Regions from separate parts of the Homo sapiens genome. Here region 2 is linked to region 1. A link is a loop called in an ENCODE intact Hi-C map of the cell type or tissue named here. Cell type or tissue: ascending aorta. All regions are shown on one strand. Links, peaks and the distances in the headings refer to the core of each region. The heading gives the core; the rest is flanking DNA. Region 1 holds the start of LOC124902939 (a long non-coding RNA gene). Region 2 holds the start of FAM242C (family with sequence similarity 242 member C).

The links. A loop is a pair of places that touch in the nucleus more often than their neighbours do. Peaks named below come from ENCODE experiments on the same cell type or tissue, not always from the same donor. Only the 100,000 strongest peaks of a DNase experiment are listed, where the experiment ranks them.
Region 2: it touches region 1 in a loop (2.3-fold over the local background); 8 of 110 quality-filtered maps call a loop at or near these places.

The regions. Positions count from the first base shown.
Region 1 is chr12:54,013,261-54,021,581 of GRCh38, forward strand. LOC124902939 (a long non-coding RNA gene) reads right to left here and starts at 4,487. Exons shown (of 2, transcript XR_007063323.1): 1 at 3,544-4,487; 2 at 2,753-3,093. It also overlaps a transcript of HOXC4 not described here, a transcript of HOXC5 not described here and a transcript of HOXC6 not described here. RefSeq lists silencers at 4,643-4,812, 4,883-5,152 and enhancers at 5,193-5,262, 5,194-8,321. In ascending aorta, for the core only: a CTCF peak has its summit at 4,497; DNase peaks (open chromatin) are centred at 3,441, 4,771, 5,591, 6,941 and 4 weaker places; H3K4me3 peaks cover 5,661 bases; H3K27ac peaks cover 4,900 bases.
Region 2 is chr12:54,123,822-54,132,142 of GRCh38, forward strand. FAM242C (family with sequence similarity 242 member C) reads right to left here and starts at 2,574. Exons shown (of 3, transcript NR_170197.1): 1 at 2,506-2,574; 2 at 1,939-1,992. It overlaps LINC02381 (long intergenic non-protein coding RNA 2381), which reads left to right and starts at 2,250. Exons shown (of 2, transcript NR_026656.1): 1 at 2,250-2,791; 2 at 8,169-8,321. RefSeq lists enhancers at 2,624-3,257, 3,258-3,893. In ascending aorta, for the core only: no CTCF peak of the experiment used is centred there; DNase peaks (open chromatin) are centred at 325, 2,320, 3,340 and 3,726; H3K4me3 peaks cover 2,887 bases; H3K27ac peaks cover 5,472 bases.

The sequences.
Region 1 (8,321 bases), core at 212-8,211:
CACCCAGCACTAGAATAATGAACCGGGTGGGGATGTGTGAGGCTCAGGGCAACTGGCTGGCCTGTCTGCAGGGCTTGCCTGAAGATGGGGGATGCTAAGAATGGAGGGTGAGGAAGCTTAAGCCTGAAGGAGAGGAGAAAGGAAGGGGAAAGTAAGTGAGCTCGTAGGCAACCAGCCTGAGCCCACATCCTGAAATTCACATTCAATCCTCTGCACAGGAAGATTGTCATCACTGTCATTCAGCCCGCTTGCATCCACTCCAACTTCTGTTCAGACGGTTTAAAGTCCACTCCCCACTTCACCTTGGCAATTGGTCAGCTTACCCAGCCCCCATAGTGTGGGCCATTGGCCTGGAGGATGGGCCTGCTGAGTGGACATCCTGCCACCCCAGTCACAGCGGGGTAAGAGGGCGTCTTTATTGGTATCTTCATTCCCCAAAATGAAGAATTGAAGGCTCAGGGACCCAGGGGGTAGAAGGGTCTCTCACTTCTCTCTGGAGAGTCCTGGACTTAAAAATTCTGTTTATGCCAATAAGATTCTGGTCAAATAATCCCAAATTCCAGAGATACAAGTCTTCTGACTCAGTCAGGAGAGGGGAAAAGGGAGGGGAGGGATCTTCTGGTCTTAAAAACCAGACCCCCGAAGGCTGAAATATTTTTGAGGCCAGATTTTCTTTCTTTCTTTTTCTCTTCTCTTCTCTTCTCTTCTCTTCTCTTCTCTTCTCTTCTCTTCTCTTCTCTTCTTTCTCTCTCTCTCTCTCTCTCTCTCTCTCTCTCTCTCTCTCTCTCTCTCTCTGTCCTCCCCACCCCTCATCTGTCTAGCTCCTGGTCAATGATTTTCCCAGACCTAGGCCCAGGCCAACTCTTGTTTTGTGGAATTTCACCCAGGTCCCAGTCACTGGTCCCCACGCAAACCGGGCCTGAAAATCGGGCCTGAGTAGAGAATTGAGTCGGGCTTCCTTCACAGGGGGACTCCTGCAGTCCGAGAAAGGCTGTGAATTGGAAGCACAGGCTGCAGGCAGCTGGGGCAGCTTTGAGCAGGAGCTCCGGGAAATCTTCTCTAACCTGGGGTCCCTGCTGTGAGCAGCGGCACCAGCCAGGTAACCTGTTCTCAGTGGGAGACACCGGCTACCCACCAGGGAAGCCAGAAAAGAGGCCATTTCGCTCAGACCTCAGGCCTTCCCACAGGCGTGTCCTCCATACTCCGAGGGATGGCTGAGGTCCCGTTTCGTTTTTAAACGTGGAATTATGATTGCTATTAATAAAAATATCTGGCCCAGTAGCCTAGCGGAATGAACCCAGCATTAAATGGCTCCGAAGGGCCTCGCCGCCTTTTCCCCACACCAAATGTGCCATTTATCCCTTGTCCTGTTCAGCAATGTCCGTGGCCCCAAGCCCGGCGCGTCGGAGGGCGGGGTGCGTCTGGCGCCCGGCTTTACTCGAGATGCCAGGCATGGAGAGGGCTAAGCCGAGGGAGCCCCAGCCACCCCCTCATGCAGTACCCGCTCCCCCACCCCTCCTGCCCACCGCCTCTGTTTTCTCGTTTGGAAAGAAATGGAGGTAAAAACCCGTTTTATGGGGGAACGTAATTGTGAGCGGGATGCGCTCTCTTTAGAATCGCGTCCTCCCAAATGCTCCCGCCGTCCCATTACCGGAATGGGGACCATTCGGCTGCTGCAGATAGGACTTTCTCTCCCATTCTTTACTTTTTTATTAGCCAATCAAAGTGGCTTCCGAAAGCCATTTGTGATTTGTGAAAAATAGTATCTTTCAAAATGCTGAGTTGAAGCATCTCGCTCATTGCTCCTTGAATTTATTATTCTAATCTCAACCGTAGAGCTGGAATAATGCAGCTATTAAGTTGGGGGGCAAATTCGTTTCTCTGGATTAAATTTTTTTTCCTCCCCACTCCCTCATTGCATCAGCCAAGGAAGGTGCGGACCTGCAAGAGATCTGGGGGTGGGTGAGAGAGGTAGTGAGCGTCCTGAAGGGCTCCTTGAGGGACCCTTGGATAGGCGAGTGGTTTGGTCTCCCCAGTCTTATCTTCCCCAGATAAGATGCCCTAATGACTGCCTGCTGGCTGGGAAAGTTACCCCGCCCAATTAGGGAGAATTCAGGACAGGTTGTGCCACAGTCTAGAAGTAAAATTTCCGGTGAGCTGCCCGCAGCGCCGTCCCATTCTCCCCGCTGCCCATTGTGAAAAGCTGGGCCAGCGCTTCCTTGTCGTAATTTTTAACTACCTGTTATAAAATTTATGGGTGGGTTTGTGAAAAGAAACGAGGTCCCTGCATCCGGCCTAGGGAACTGCTTTTCTTACTATGGAGGAAGTCTGGGGAAGGCATGAGGTATCCCCTCTTGGTCAGGGTTGAGGCACCCAACCATTGAGATTCCCATGCCAGCTTGATGCGGGACCAAGTGGAGAGATGCCGGCCTTCAAATCTCGAGCCCGTGGGGAGAGTGACCTGCCTGCAACCCCTCCCCCGGCAAATAGTCTCTATGGGGGAATTTATTCTGGACTCACCTTCAAAATTAGGGGTCTGGAAAAACAGGCTGCTCGAAATTTTAGCACAGAAGGTGGAATTCAGGGCAGTAAAAGGTTATTTTTTCAGGCCTCGGTAGTACATCCCAGCTGCCCAGACATTGAATCAGGAAATTTTTCTGAGAAAGGCAGGTGGGTATGGGCAATCTGACACGATCCAAAAGGCTTACTGCCTTGCACCCCTCCCCGCAAAAAGGAAGTAGAGACCAAGATCTTGGGCTTTAATTTTATTTTTAATTGTAAAAAGATTTCAAATAAGCCACCATTTGAACTGGGAAGGGAAACTAGGGATGGTCTTGGGGGAAAATGTCATTCTCTCTAAGAAAGGGACCCCGGGGATGTGGGTCGTTTTGAGGGTCCTAGAAGTTGACCCCAATTCTCACCTCTCCTGCTGCACTGCAGGATTGCCCAGGGTAGGTCTAGTCCCCTAGGTTCTTCAGACCACTCCAGGTCAGGTTTGGTTGGGTGGCTGCCAGTGGTCTTCCACTACTGTTCCTGTCTAGGGTGGAGTAGGAGCTTTCAGGGGTACGGCATAGAGGGGATGTTGTTCTCTTACTAAAAAAAAAAAAAAAAAAAAAAGGTAGGGGTAGGGAGGCACCCTTTCAATCCCTGCAATTCACCAGCCATCACTGCCTCAAGGCCACAAATCTTTGCAAAGCTTTGAATTCCGCCTGATCCAACCTTAATGCCCCCATTTATTAAGGACAATATTTAAAACTCGGCAAGCCAGGAGAGGCAACCGACCCTCAGTGCTTGAAGCTTTCTTTCGCCTGGGCGTCCGCCCTCAGCTCTTTCTGCGCTCGCCTGCAGCAGCCTGGCCCGTGGGGAGTGGGCGGTGGGTGGGGGTAGGGGTGGGGTGGGGGTCCGGGGATGCTCCCTCTATGAGAGAATTGGGTAAACATGGCGACCGCGGCGCCCATTTGCACACGCTACACAAATGCATCGCATTCCCGGTTGTTTGCAGAAAATTTACAGCTGAGTAATAAAAGTTTACGATCGACTCACAAGTTGGATTGGCCACAAGAAGTCATGTGGATTCCATCCATGAACGTGAACTTTTTATTGTGGTTTGTCCGTTCCGAGCGCTCCGCAGAACAGTCCTCCCTGTAAGAGCCTAACCATTGCCAGGGAAACCTGCCCTGGGCGCTCCCTTCATTAGCAGTATTTTTTTTAAATTAATCTGATTAATAATTATTTTTCCCCCATTTAATTTTTTTTCCTCCCAGGTGGAGTTGCCGAAGCTGGGGGCAGCTGGGGAGGGTGGGGATGGGAGGGGAGAGACAGAAGTTGAGGGCATCTCTCTCTTCCTTCCCGACCCTCTGGCCCCCAAGGGGCAGGAGGAATGCAGGAGCAGGAGTTGAGCTTGGGAGCTGCAGATGCCTCCGCCCCTCCTCTCTCCCAGGCTCTTCCTCCTGCCCCCTTCTTGCAACTCTCCTTAATTTTGTTTGGCTTTTGGATGATTATAATTATTTTTATTTTTGAATTTATATAAAGTATATGTGTGTGTGTGTGGAGCTGAGACAGGCTCGGCAGCGGCACAGAATGAGGGAAGACGAGAAAGAGAGTGGGAGAGAGAGAGGCAGAGAGGGAGAGAGGGAGAGTGACAGCAGCGCTCGGTAAGTGTTTCCTTATTGGTTCAAATATGTAACTAATGGTCCGTGGCGGTTTCAAGAATAGGACAGCAGCGGCTTCTCTTGGTTAGGGAGAAGAGGGGGCTGGCGAGAGGGTGGGCGCGTAGTTAATTATGGGGAGGAAAATTGGCGGGGGGAGAGAAACGGGGTTAAACTGGAATACCGGTAACTGGTAGTGGGGCGATTGTGTTGTCCTGATGTCACTGTGTGCCAAGTTGGGGGTGGGGAGGCAAGGGAACAGCACCTGTGGGGCTCAAGCCGGCGGTCTAGGGCGCCAGCTCTCTGCTGCCCACTGTGTCAGTACCTGCTTATTATAGATCTTCGGTCTCTTGGCTAATGGAACTGGGTCGGAGCGGAACTGGAAGCTCAAGCTCCAGGCAGGAGAGAGAACTTAGAGGCTGTGCCCATTGCCCCCTAAGCAAAGTTAGCCCCCCAACCCCCAAACAAACTTTCCAGCTTCCCCTCCCTGTCTGGCAGCCCCCTCCCTCCCAGAGAGCGCGACTGCTAGAGCTCACACATGCGCAGTGTGGGCCCAGGGCCGGGCCGCCGAGCAGGAAGCCGGCGCAGCTAGGCGGCCGGCGGGGCCTGTTAATTGGCAATTAGGGGGGAGGCTGGTGGCTGGTGCGCGTCAGCCGAGAGGAGAGCGTCTGCCCACCCCCTGCTCCCGCCCCCACTCGGGCGGATGGAAGGGTGGGAGGTGCCCTGCGTTGGGTGGAGGGTGGAGGTTGTAGGGTGGGGGTGGGGGATGCTGTACTCAAAAGCCATCTTGTGCTCAGAGAAAAGAGGCCTACCGGCTTTCCCTTCCGGGGTCCGGCGCCCCTCACCCCCAGCCGCGGCCATCCCAGCCGGGATGCCCACTGGACCGGGATGCCCGCTCGCCACGCATGGCTGCTCTGGGCTAGGACCTGCCTCGCCTCGGGGGGAGGTGGAAATGGGGAAGGCCCTAGGCTGGGCGGGGACAGGCCCAGTCCTCCTGGTAGAGTCTCCTAGGTGCTGTGGAGGCAGTGAGGATTCCGGGGGCTGCTGGCTTATGGGGTAGAGGCGTCAGCCTGGGGCGGCGGGAGGGTCCTGGGCACTCGGGATCTCTCTAATAATTGGTGCTAATGGCCTGTTGTATAGTCTTAACCCGACGCATATGGTTTCATAACACAGTGGCTTAATTTCTTCCAAATGTACGTGGCCCTGAATGTGTTGCAGTTTGATATATGACCCCGCCCTGCTCCCCGGCCTGGGTCCGAGGCTCCGAGGCGGCCCCATAAGTGTGAATTTCTGTTTATAAACGGCGACGCACACGCAAACGCCTACACACCCAGGCAGACACACCCGGAGGCGTGGGGGAACATATTCCAGACGAGGTCCGAGAGAACCTGGGGGCCAGACTTACCTTAATCTAAGCCAAGACACCCCCTCTACCCCCACCCTCTCCCAGAGGCGCGACTGGGATTCTGCGCCAAGTCCCAGTGGGGGAGGGGATCGCTCCACGATTTCCTGTTTAAACCCTGACCCGTCGCCTGTGGGGGGGCGGGGATGGGGGAAGAAACCTGTTTTTATCAAATTTTTAAAAATACAGTTTGCATTCAGATCAAACCGTTTGGGCCAGAGCTGACGGTGAATTTTATCTCCCCTCCCCCCACAACCCCCTTCCCTTCCTTTTCTGCCCCCGCTAAATTCCCCTTTCGCAGCCATCATAAAGGCCTCTGAGGTATTCTCCCGCGGGAAGAAATGGCATTTTCTCTCCCCCTCCCCCACCCCCCCACCCCCAGTAGGACTTGTGTGTCGGCAGAGGCGTCTGACGAGGGGCTAATTTCGCTTTCCTTGTTTACGATCGAGAAAAGCGCTTGGCTCTCCCCAAATGGGCCCAGCCCGCCGCCTGCTCAGGCTGCCGCGCGCTCTCCCGCCGCTCAGGCACGGCCCAGTGGCTGATGCCCCGCGGATCCAGCCTGCGGCAGGCCGGAACCCGGAGTCTGTGGGACCTGAAAAGGGCAAAGGGAGTGCGGTGGGACACAAGAGGGGCCCGAGAGGCCCGAAAAAGGGAGCCTTTCTCCTGGAGTAATGTGGGAATCGCCGACCGGTGAGGCCTCTATTTCTCTCTTTCGCCTGCATTTTGTCCGCCCCCGCCCCTGTGGATGGCCGCTGATGGGGGGGAACACAAGTGTCCTTTGTCCGTCCCCGAAAGAAAACCTTTTCCAGAGAAGGCCATTCAGGCCAGTGGAGATTCACCTAGAATATTAGAAGGGCCCCCTCCCACCCGAGGGGCGGGCCTGGGCGAGGCTGAGGTATTTCTCTTAATCCTAGAACGACCTCACTGAGTGTACCCACAGCGAGATTTGGAGGTGCTAGAGTTCGAGGTTGGCCGCTTAACAGCACCATCCTGAGGTGTCTTTATATAATATTTTAATTGATTTTCTGTCCCTTCCTGGCTACAGCCCTGCAGCTCCCCCACCCCCATCCTATGCCCTTCACCCCTAGACCCATCCTTACAAGACAGAGGCAAGCAGAGAAGGCATAGCAGCAGCGACCGGCGCTCTGTTTTCATTTTCCACTCTGGCCAGGGGATAAACTGGACCCCAGTGGACTCCAACACCAACTCTCTGCTTCCCAGTTACTTTCGATTTTCTTTCCCTTCTCCTTCTTTCTCTCCCTCTCTGGCATTCAAACAGAAGCACAAGAGGACCCACCAGTGGCAACTCTAAGCCTCCTTGCAGGCCACATTCCCTGCTGACGTGGTCCTTCCTGCAGGAGAGCCCTTCTGTGATTATCTAATAATAGCCAGGGTGGCTGAGAATAGAATCTGGCTCAAGGACTCTGCACACCCGGGGCAGAGACACTGAATCTGTGGGTCAGGGCCTGGCAACATTCCTTGGAGCCTCCCCCTCTGAGCCCACTCTTTGGGCACCCTTAGGCTTGCCTGCCCCCCTTATAAGGGGCTTTGTCAGCCCTGCCATCCGCTGTATTTCATGTGCTGGTTCCTAGCTAAGGAGAATTGGGCAGAGCAAACCCTTTCTCACCCTGGTCTGACAGTTGTGATCCCGACAGAATGCGACCTTGTTTGGAGAAGGCGACCTTGTTGGGTTGGCTGTGTTCTGAAACCAGGCTTGGGAGTGTTATATATTTATTATATACAGGCTTAAATATACAGACTCAGGCTTATGCATGAATATATACAGACTCATATTTCCTTGGTGGTTAATTGTATATTACCATGCCTATATTCGCTCAAACACCATTTTATGTTCATGCAAAATTTTGTTAGTCCTCACTAGATGAGAGTGGGCTCATGGAGGCACCGGGTGCACTGAGCAGGCCCTCTGTGCATGCTCTGCTGGAAATATGTGCTCACTGGAATCGGAGTATGCGGGTTCCAGTAACCAATGGATGCCATAAAGGCTTTCTCAGACCTTATTGCTTTTGTTGCCCAAGCAGCTGGACTGGGGAAATACTAAATCCCTTCTGCTTTCTCTCCACACCTCCTGGCAAACTCTCCCAACTTAGAAATTATTTTACAAGGGAGACCAGTTGTCTTGAAATTGAGTTCTGCGGGATTCTTTTCACGGGCATGGTGGGGCTGCAAGCAGTTCGGAGTAGTCAGGGCCCTGGCGCTGGAAGCCTCACTGGAGCGATGAAGGGATCAGAGTGGTTAATAAGGTGGCCTCTGGACAGTGATCTGGGGCAGCTGCTGGCCAGGGTGCTTGGAGAAGCTTGTGGAAAAGGCAAGCCAAAAGGGGTAGGGATGCAGTGAATATCTGTTTCTCCCCCTGCTTGCCCCAGCCGGCCGCTCACCCCGCCCCAGCCCGATTTGCCTGCATCCGTGGCGGCAGATTGGGAGTTCTCTAAGGTCCCCCAAATACCCAGATCTGGTTACTGGATGAACTGCGTTTTAATCCTCGTCGCTATCTGAGCCAGGACAAGACCTGGTCAGGGAGACGGCTGGTCCGGGCAGCACGGGAGAGGACGCTGGACCCGCTGCCTGTGGCCTGGAGCACTGAGTATGGGCTACCAAGGCTGAGAATTGATGGGCCTCCTTTCCCAGCCTTTTTCCCTTCCAGAGACACAAAAAGACAGAGCAGAGGGGAAATATCAATGTCAGTGGAAAACCCCATAAAAGAAAGCAGGGACCAGAGCGGGGCTGGAGGGGTTTTCCGCTACTCTCTC
Region 2 (8,321 bases), core at 77-8,076, 110 kb after region 1:
ACCATCAGACTTTCCCCAAGCAGGCCCCCACTGTGCCTGATCGCACACCCCCAGGGGAGGCACCACAGTGGCTAAGCTGGAGACCCAGAAATAAAATCCTCATTCTACTTCCCTGCCCCCTCTTCCCATCACTCATCTGGGAATCCAGGGCGAAGAAGGGAGCTAAAGTGCAGAGCATTCATTTAATATTAACAAATCGAAATGAATTCTTTTAATGCCAATTAACTTCGAGCGGCCCCTTATTAATAGTAATTTAGATTCATACTTGGGAGAAACAGGGACGGGGGCTGGGCCAAATGTGCCCAGAATGTCAATGTGACTGGGGAACTGAAAGGGGAGGGGGGCAGTTTTACTTCTGCCCAGTTGGGTTCCGTTTCCCTGAGAGAAATGGATAGTCACTGGAGGCGGACCTTTGGGAAACACGAATTACTCTTGTAATTTTATTTTTGTTACTTCAAGGAATCTGAATAGTTTGAAGCCATGTCACACCATTTTAATAGTTTATTTTCACAGTAATGCTAAAAAGAAGAATTTCCTCAGAGCTGGGATTTACTTCAAACTCTCTCCTAAGCCAAACCTTACTGACAAAAGGGACAAGTCCCCAGGCCAGCTCTCTACCCTTCTTTGTTCAGAGCTAGAGCCAGAGATCAATATGGGCTTCCCCAATCCCTGCCCCTTCTACCTTAACCAAAACTAAAAGGAAGAATCAACACTGTGTGTCTCTCTGAGAAGTCTCCCCCAGGAGGTAAAAGACCCAAGGGGCTGACCCCTAAGCTGTTCAGCTTACATTTAAGGAAGAAAAACAATCTGCCTGCACTTTTCTTAGAATTTAGGGAAAAAATGAGAATTTAAAATTCAATTTCATGTATCAGAGTTCTCCAGAATACAGCCAAGTGTAAAGAACTTAGTCCCAAATGAAAAAGTTGAACAGAAATTCTGCTCTCACTCGTTTTGCCGGCTTGGAGGTCAGACTGGAGGTGTCCTGAACTAGAACCAGAGCATAGGTTCTGACCCAAGAAGGACACTGTCTACTTCCCAGGCATCCCTCCTTGGCTGGGAGGAGAGGGGAGGATGAGTCCGTTGGAAGCTGAGAATTGTGGAAGCTGGAGATGGGAGTTCTGAGATGGAGGAGGCAGGCGCGTGAAGGAGGTCAGGGAAAGGCAAGTAAATCTACTAACCATTGAAGTTTATAAAATAAAAACCTTAAAAATGGTTTAACATGCAAAAGGTTAAATTTTAAAAAGAGGCCAGGTTTTAAAGAAGGTAAAATACCTCAAATTTAAACAAATAAAAACGAGGAAAATACACAAAACATTTCAAGCAAATTGTTCTTCAGAAGAGGAGAGGTTGGAATTAATCAAAAGACCTTTTTTACACACACACACCCCCCAAGAGTTTCCCAAACAATAAATTCATTTACAAAACAAAAAGAGGAATCAACGCAAAACCTCATCCACACACAGAGGAAAATAAATTGTGGTGATTCTGTAACAGCTGAAAAACTAGTGAGGGAGGAGAAAAATGAATAAACTCTAAATCTATTAGGTGATATTTATAAATAGCAAAATTGGAGGATGGAATGGAGAAAGGAGTTGAACTTATCATTAAAGAAGTAACACATGTGAAAACATAAGGTGTAACTCATCCCCAAAGAAAAGTAAACTCTCCATAAAGTAGCAAGTATACAAATTTATTGAAAAGGAAGAAAGTACCACTCACCCCCCCCAATATAAGTGTATTAATTTGAATTAAAATTTTCTCCAAATCCAAGATAGGTTACACAAAAGAATACAAACATATTTTTTTTCTTTCAACTAAGAGGAAAAACAAAATCCGATTTAAATTCACGAATGGGACAGGAAGGGAGGCTGTGGTTTGCAGGTGCTAGTAAACGGGGTGAGGGTTGTGAAGAGTTTGAGGGGTAGAGGACCAGCTTACCTCGCTTTGGAGCCGCGGCGGCCAACAGGAGTGGGCCAAGGACCCTGCCAGTGCCTGAGTGATAGGGGAAATAAGGAATAGGGGATTCGGGTGCCCCTAGACGAATGAGGAGGATGGAAAGACTGGGGGTGCCCATCTCCCCTCCTCTGCCCGCCTCCCTCCCTCCGGTACCCAGGCCTAGAGAGCTACTGAAAGTTACAAATTGCTTCCATTATTAGCTCATCCCGGGCGGCCTGGTCATTGGCCAGCCCCTGGCCACGTGGTCCCTCGTACCAATCGATCGAATTCTAGTCGCAATTCTCTGTCTGTCCCTCGGCTCTGGGGAGAAAGGGGGGGCTGTGGCGTGGGGGCTGAGGAGGGGCTAAGGCGGGAGGGGCGCCTCATCCCTTCACCCTCCCTTTTCGCCATGTGGGGGCCCTGAGCGCCGCCCCAGAAGAGGTCGAGGGAATGTTGTGGGCTGGGGCACACCAGCACGGCAGAAACTGGAGAAAGCGAGAGACGTCGCCAGGGACCCAGGGACCTCTCCCTCCAGTTCCCCGGGCCCGCCCGGCCCTGATGGCCACTCACGCTATAGCGCCCACTCTGTCCTGGGCCATCCCGCGCCAGCAGTGTAGCCCCCAGCCCGGGCGCCTGAATGCTCTCCCTCCGGATCGCTGCTCGGGTCCCCACTTTGGCGACCGTGCCCCCGAGTCCTGCTTCCCCGGGGCCTGCTCTGTATCAGGCGCCTGCGCCTTCAAGGGTACCCGGCCCGCCTGCCCTCCCCAAGAGCCGAGTTTGCGCTCCTCCCGGAATCGTTTGAGAGAAGGACAAACTTTTGGCAGGATGGAAATCTAGATGAGCCTGTCCGGAGCAGGTAAGCTGGGCCCGGGACGGGTGCGATTCAGCCCGAGAACAATCTGTCTCTCCCCGTCCCGGTCTCTCCCTCCCCTTACCCCTGTTTCCCCTGCAGGCTGACATATTAATCTGCCTTCCCCCGGGAGAAATTTGGGCTGGGGTTGGGCTTCTGTCAGATGCATGGGGTCAGAGCAGCTTTCCTCCCCGAGTTTAGGGACTAAGGTGGTAGCTGGCAGGGGAGGGGGAGGGTTGCTTCCGAAACTGAGGATTGAGGGGAGGGTTAGGGGCCGAGAAACCCAGAGTCTGAGGGAGACGACTTCTTTCCTCAAACGCAACTTGGGGGAACTTCGGAAAAGTTTTTTGAGGGGAGATGGAGAAGGGAGCGGAGTTGGGGTTTCGAGGGCTAAAGTGGGAGAGAGGGTGCTCCGCTTCCCGTACTGAAGGAAGGATGTGTGTGCTTATTCCCCAGTCGGGACCGATTACCAGCCTAGAAAAACCCAGCCGCGTCCCAAACCCGCTCACCCCAGCAGGCCCTTAGAGACGCTTGGAGATCCCCAGACACGCCCCGCGGAAAGGGAAGGAAATGCCAGCCCGAGTTGCCGACTCTGCCGGGACGGGGCGGGGGATCCGCCCAGAGCGGTCCCCTGCTGTCCTGGGCCCTTACGTTGATTCTAAGTTAGGAGTGATCTGAGAGAGGGAATAACTCCCAAAAATCTTTTTTTTTTTTTTCTGAATCCAATTTGAGTCAGAGACCCATTTCCTTGAGATGGAGCCAAGCGAGTGCCCCCTCCCGCCTCCAGCACAATCTCCCGCTCTTCTCCAGTTCCCAAAGGAGGGCAAGGAAAAGGCCCCTACTCTCCTCCCAGGGCTGAGATTTCCTCCCCCACCCAAGAGATGCCCCAGGAGGAAGGAATGGAGAGGTTCTTCAAAGGGCAGTCAAGAGCAGAGGGTGGGTTCAGAGGTCACAGCTGAACTTGGGGCCCAGGACAAGGGGGAAGGGCGGGCCCAGGCCGGTGTAGAAGCTGCGGGGTGGCCTGGGGAAGTGGACAAGGGCAGAGGCCGCTGCAGGTGTTGGGGGGTACCCTGGAGCCCGGGGTGTTCCTGGGCGGGGAGGTCCAGCCAAGCGGCAAGGGTCTGCGCTGTGCCTTTAGTTTTTAGGTTGGGCCCCTCCTGGGGAGCACCCAGCTGGAGGAGCCAGGCAAGTGGCAGAGGACACCTTCCGACTCCTTGGAAAGGGCCAGGAAGCGATCTGGATCCTAGGAGAGAAAATTCCTACGTGGAACATGTGGTGTTCTGGCCCTTCCTGGGTAGACACCTGCAGAGGCCACTTGGCCCTGCCGGGTCAGAAGCCACAAATCTGCCCAGGCCTTTGTTTTCACTATTCCTGAAGTTTTTCTGCTGTGGCCCAGCACCTGCCCTGGCACCTGCTCGGCATCTGCTCATTGGCAAGCCCCGGACGGAGTTGGACTGGCCTAGCTGAGAGGTTTAGGAGGGCTTCCGCTGGCACTGCCAACAGGGAGTTTGGCTTGGTCTCCCAAAAAAAGGGCCTTTGAGAAGGACATGTCCAGGGGCAGACACGAAATCCACTGATACGCAAAACGAATGTAAACCCTTTTCTTTCCTCACATCTTGTGGCCCTTCACACCTCTGCAGTTCAGAGGATTTGGAATGGAAGGCCTCATCCATCCCCAGTCCCAAAGCAAACGTGGGAGCCAGCTTGGGCGTCTTCTTGCAGGCTGCTGGGGCTTTGTGTGCTCTGAGAGAAGATGTCTGGTCCTCTGCCTACCCCACTCCCCCTTTGATGAATGTGGTCCTTTTTGCTCCTGCCTCTCCAATACTACCCCTCGCCCCACCCCCCCACCCCCAACCCAGTCCCACAGATCTATGGGACTATCTCTCTTTTTCTCTTTCCTTGCTCCTCTTCCCCTTTCTTCTTAGGATTGATGGACTGACAGCAGTTTGGCAAGGCTTCCCTAAGCCTGTAATAGGGAGCTGTGGACCCAGCCCTGACTTCTCAAGTAGGGGGAAACAGCTCTATTCCCGGGCCCTTGAGATTGAGTCTCAAGTTGACAGGAGTTGAGAAAGAAATGCATGAAGGATGGCTGGGCTTACGCAGGACAAAAACCTCTACTGGGGAGGGGCCAGTTTTGTGCCTTGTGCCTACTGCTGAGAGGGAATTTAGAAACAAAGGAAGATAAGAAGAAGGCCTAGGGAAACAGCATAAAGGACTGGAAAAATTCAGAACAGCAAAGAGAAAAAACTGGGAGAGAGGAAAAGATGTGAAAAGGCCCTAATGCTGGAGACAGAAAGGTATTCTGGAAGGGTGGCTGGGATAGAGATAACATGAAAGGAATATTGATAAAGAGCAGAAGGAAGAAGCAGGACTAGGTTTGTTTGGGTTTTTAAGATTAGAGATAGTCTGGGGCCTGTTAAAATAGAAAATAGAAGAAAAAAGATTAGAGATAAAGACAGAAAGGAAAAGAAAAGAAAAATAGGGAGAGAAACAGAAAGCAAATGAAAGGAGAGAGCTAGAGAGTAAAAGAAAAAGGAAGGGAAAGAAAGGGAGGTAAAAGTGAGAAAAAATAAATGGAAGGGAGACAGAAAGATAGGTAGAAAAGGAGGAAAGACAGGGACAAGGGAAAGAAGCAAGGACAGGGGAAGGAATGGAAGAAAAAGAGAAAGTGAAGGTAGGGCAGAAATGAAGCAAAAGAAGGAAGGAAAAATGAGAAATGAAGATACAGTGAGATAAAGAAGGAATAAGGGGAGTGAGGGGAAGGCGGGTAGAGAGAGAGAGAAAGAGAAACACGAACTCAACTAAGGTTAACGGTTAACAGAAAGGGGATCCCGGTTCCTGAGGAGCACAGGGAGGAAAGAGGAGATGGAGGGTGAGCAGAAAGGCCAGTTGGGGCCCCTCCCCGCCTCACCTTGGGCTGCGGAGGCCCTGACCGCCACCACTCCGCCGTCTCTAGGGCCCAGACCTGGGTGATGGCTGCCTGTGAACCGTGGGAGGTAGAGGCAGGGGCTGGCTGCCTGCATACGGGCTTCTCTTCTCGAAGCAGCTGAGCGAGCTGGAGTTCTTCCTGCAGCCCTACCTGCCCCCGACACAGCACGCCAAGCTGGACACATGGCGTTGAGGCTGTATGACATGCAGGTCCAGATCTGGTTCCAAAAGGCGTGCATGAAGTACAAGAGGCCAGTGAGGCAGGAATTGTTTGTGGATTCCCACCCTGGCGGCCCCTCTCCCGGGCTCAATCCTCTCACCCGCAGCCCCAAGTGCCTCCATTCCCACCCTACTGGCAGAGGCTGTCTGAAGACCGGGCAGCTTTGTTCCGGGCTCGGGGGTGCTCTGGTTCTGTGAGCTTGGGCCTGTTTGATCATTTGTTGTTGTTGTTGTTGTTGTTTGTTGTTTGTTGGTTTTTTTGGTTTGTTTGTTTGTTCGTTTTTAGATGGAGTCTCACCCTGTCGCCCAGGCTGGAATGCAGTGGCACGATCTCAGCTCACTGCAGCCTTTACATCGCCGGTTCAAGCCATTCTCATGCCTCAGCCTCCTGAGTAGCTGGGATTACAGGCATGTGCCACCACGGCCAGCTAATTTTTGTATTTTAAGTGGAGACGGGGTTTCGCCATATTGGCCAGGCTGGTCTCGAACTCCTGACCTCAAGTGATCCGCCCACCTCAGCCTCCCAAAGTGCTGGGATTACAGGCATAAGCCACTGTGCCCGGTGATCATTTGTTAAATGAGCCCTTTGCACTGGAGGGTTTTTCTGTAGTTTTGGTTAGCCTGCCTGAGTATGTGCAAATGAGACAGGGATGAAGATAAGACCTAGTCCACTTTGCAAGGGTGGGAGGGGAGTGTGAGGGTGTAGGGGTTGGGAGGATGGGAGGCTGGGAGTGAGATCTTCATTTTCTTCCATTGGTGAGAAGAAAAATCTTCCTCCTTTGCTATCCTTATCTCCAACCCTGCCCCAGAAAACCACCTTTCAGGTCAAGGAGTTTCTCCATGCCAGGAGGGGTTGGATTCATCTGCAAAGAGCTTGGGAGGAGGTTTGCAAATCCTGGAAAAGCCAGAGAAAGGATCTCATACATGAAAGGGAAGGAAGACATTCCCTACCCGGGCAAGTGGACCTTAGGTCTGCAGTAGAGTTCACTGAATTCACACACACAAAGAGATTAATTGGTAAGGTGACTTTAGATTTAGCTATAGAGAGGATCAACTTGAGGTTGCTAGGTATCTTTAGCCTGTTGGGCCTGCACTCCCCATGCCCTGCTCATGTGCTCTGGTTGATTCACAAGGTTTCTTAGAGCCAATTCCTTTGTCTCCCAAAAGTGGGATGGGGCAGGTCACTGAGGTCAGCCAGTTCCTCCAAGGGCAGTGTATGCCTTGAGGATGGGCTGGGGCACCCCCAAACCACTGGCTAGAAAGGCATGTTCACAGTAAACCTTGCAGTGCTGTCTCAGGGAGGCCTCTGACCAGCACTGCCTAGCATTGCTCTTTAAGCTTTTCCTCCCCTCTTTTCTCTAGCTTCTCCCTTCCTTTATTTCTCTTTCTCTCTCTCTTCCTTCCAACCTTTCTGATTTCTCTGTCTCCCTTTTCATCCAGTCCAAGTTGGGGATCTTGTACTATCTTTGTACTCCAGATGGCTCTGCTCTGAGCCCTTTAGGCTGGTTAACATGTACCCTGCCCTCAAGAGTTCACTATTTGGATGCAAATAGCAGGATTAGAAGATGGGGAGGGAGCAGCTGGGCGCGGTGGCTCACACCTGTAATCCCATCACTTTGGGAGGCCAGGGCGGAAGCAATGCTTGAGCCCAGGAGTTCAAGACCAGCCTGGGAAACATGGCAAAACCATCTCTACAAAAAATACAAAAATTACCCAGGCATGGTGGTGTGCACCTGTAGTCCCAGCTACTTGGGAGGCTGAGGTGGGAGGATGGCTTGAGCCCAGGAGACGTAGGTTGTAGTAAGCTGAGATCGTGCCACTGCACTCCAGCCTGGGTGACAGAGCAACACCCTGTCTCAAAAAAGAAAAAAAAAGATGAGGGGGGAAATGGGGAGTAAGCTTTGCTAACCAGATGTGGGATGAATCAATTAGTTTTATGTATTAATCATGATTATGACCTTCACATCCCCTTGGCTCACCCCTAGACAATTCTTCCCCACTCCCAGCCATCTGCAAACCACAGTCAGCCTGTCCCTGCTCCCAAAAATGGAATTGCTGATGCCCTCAAGGCTGTTACTCTCCCAGGGTGAGTGAGAGTGAGGTCAATGGCGCCAGGTCGGAGCCTCAAACTCTTAAATAAACAAAGCATATTTCCCTATTCCTGATGCAGTTGGGGGTCATCTATCCCTTGGAATGGAGAGGCTGGCAATTCTGGCTCTTGGCTATCTTTCCACAGAACACCCCTGATTAGCCAGGCCCACCGCCATCCACATCTGCTCGGCAAAGAAGGAAGGCAGCTTGTTCCAGACCTTGGTGAGCAGCTGCAGACTGCCTGCCTAGAACAGCCTCCTTACTCCAGCCTGGCAGGGAAGGAAGGAACCTGACTTGC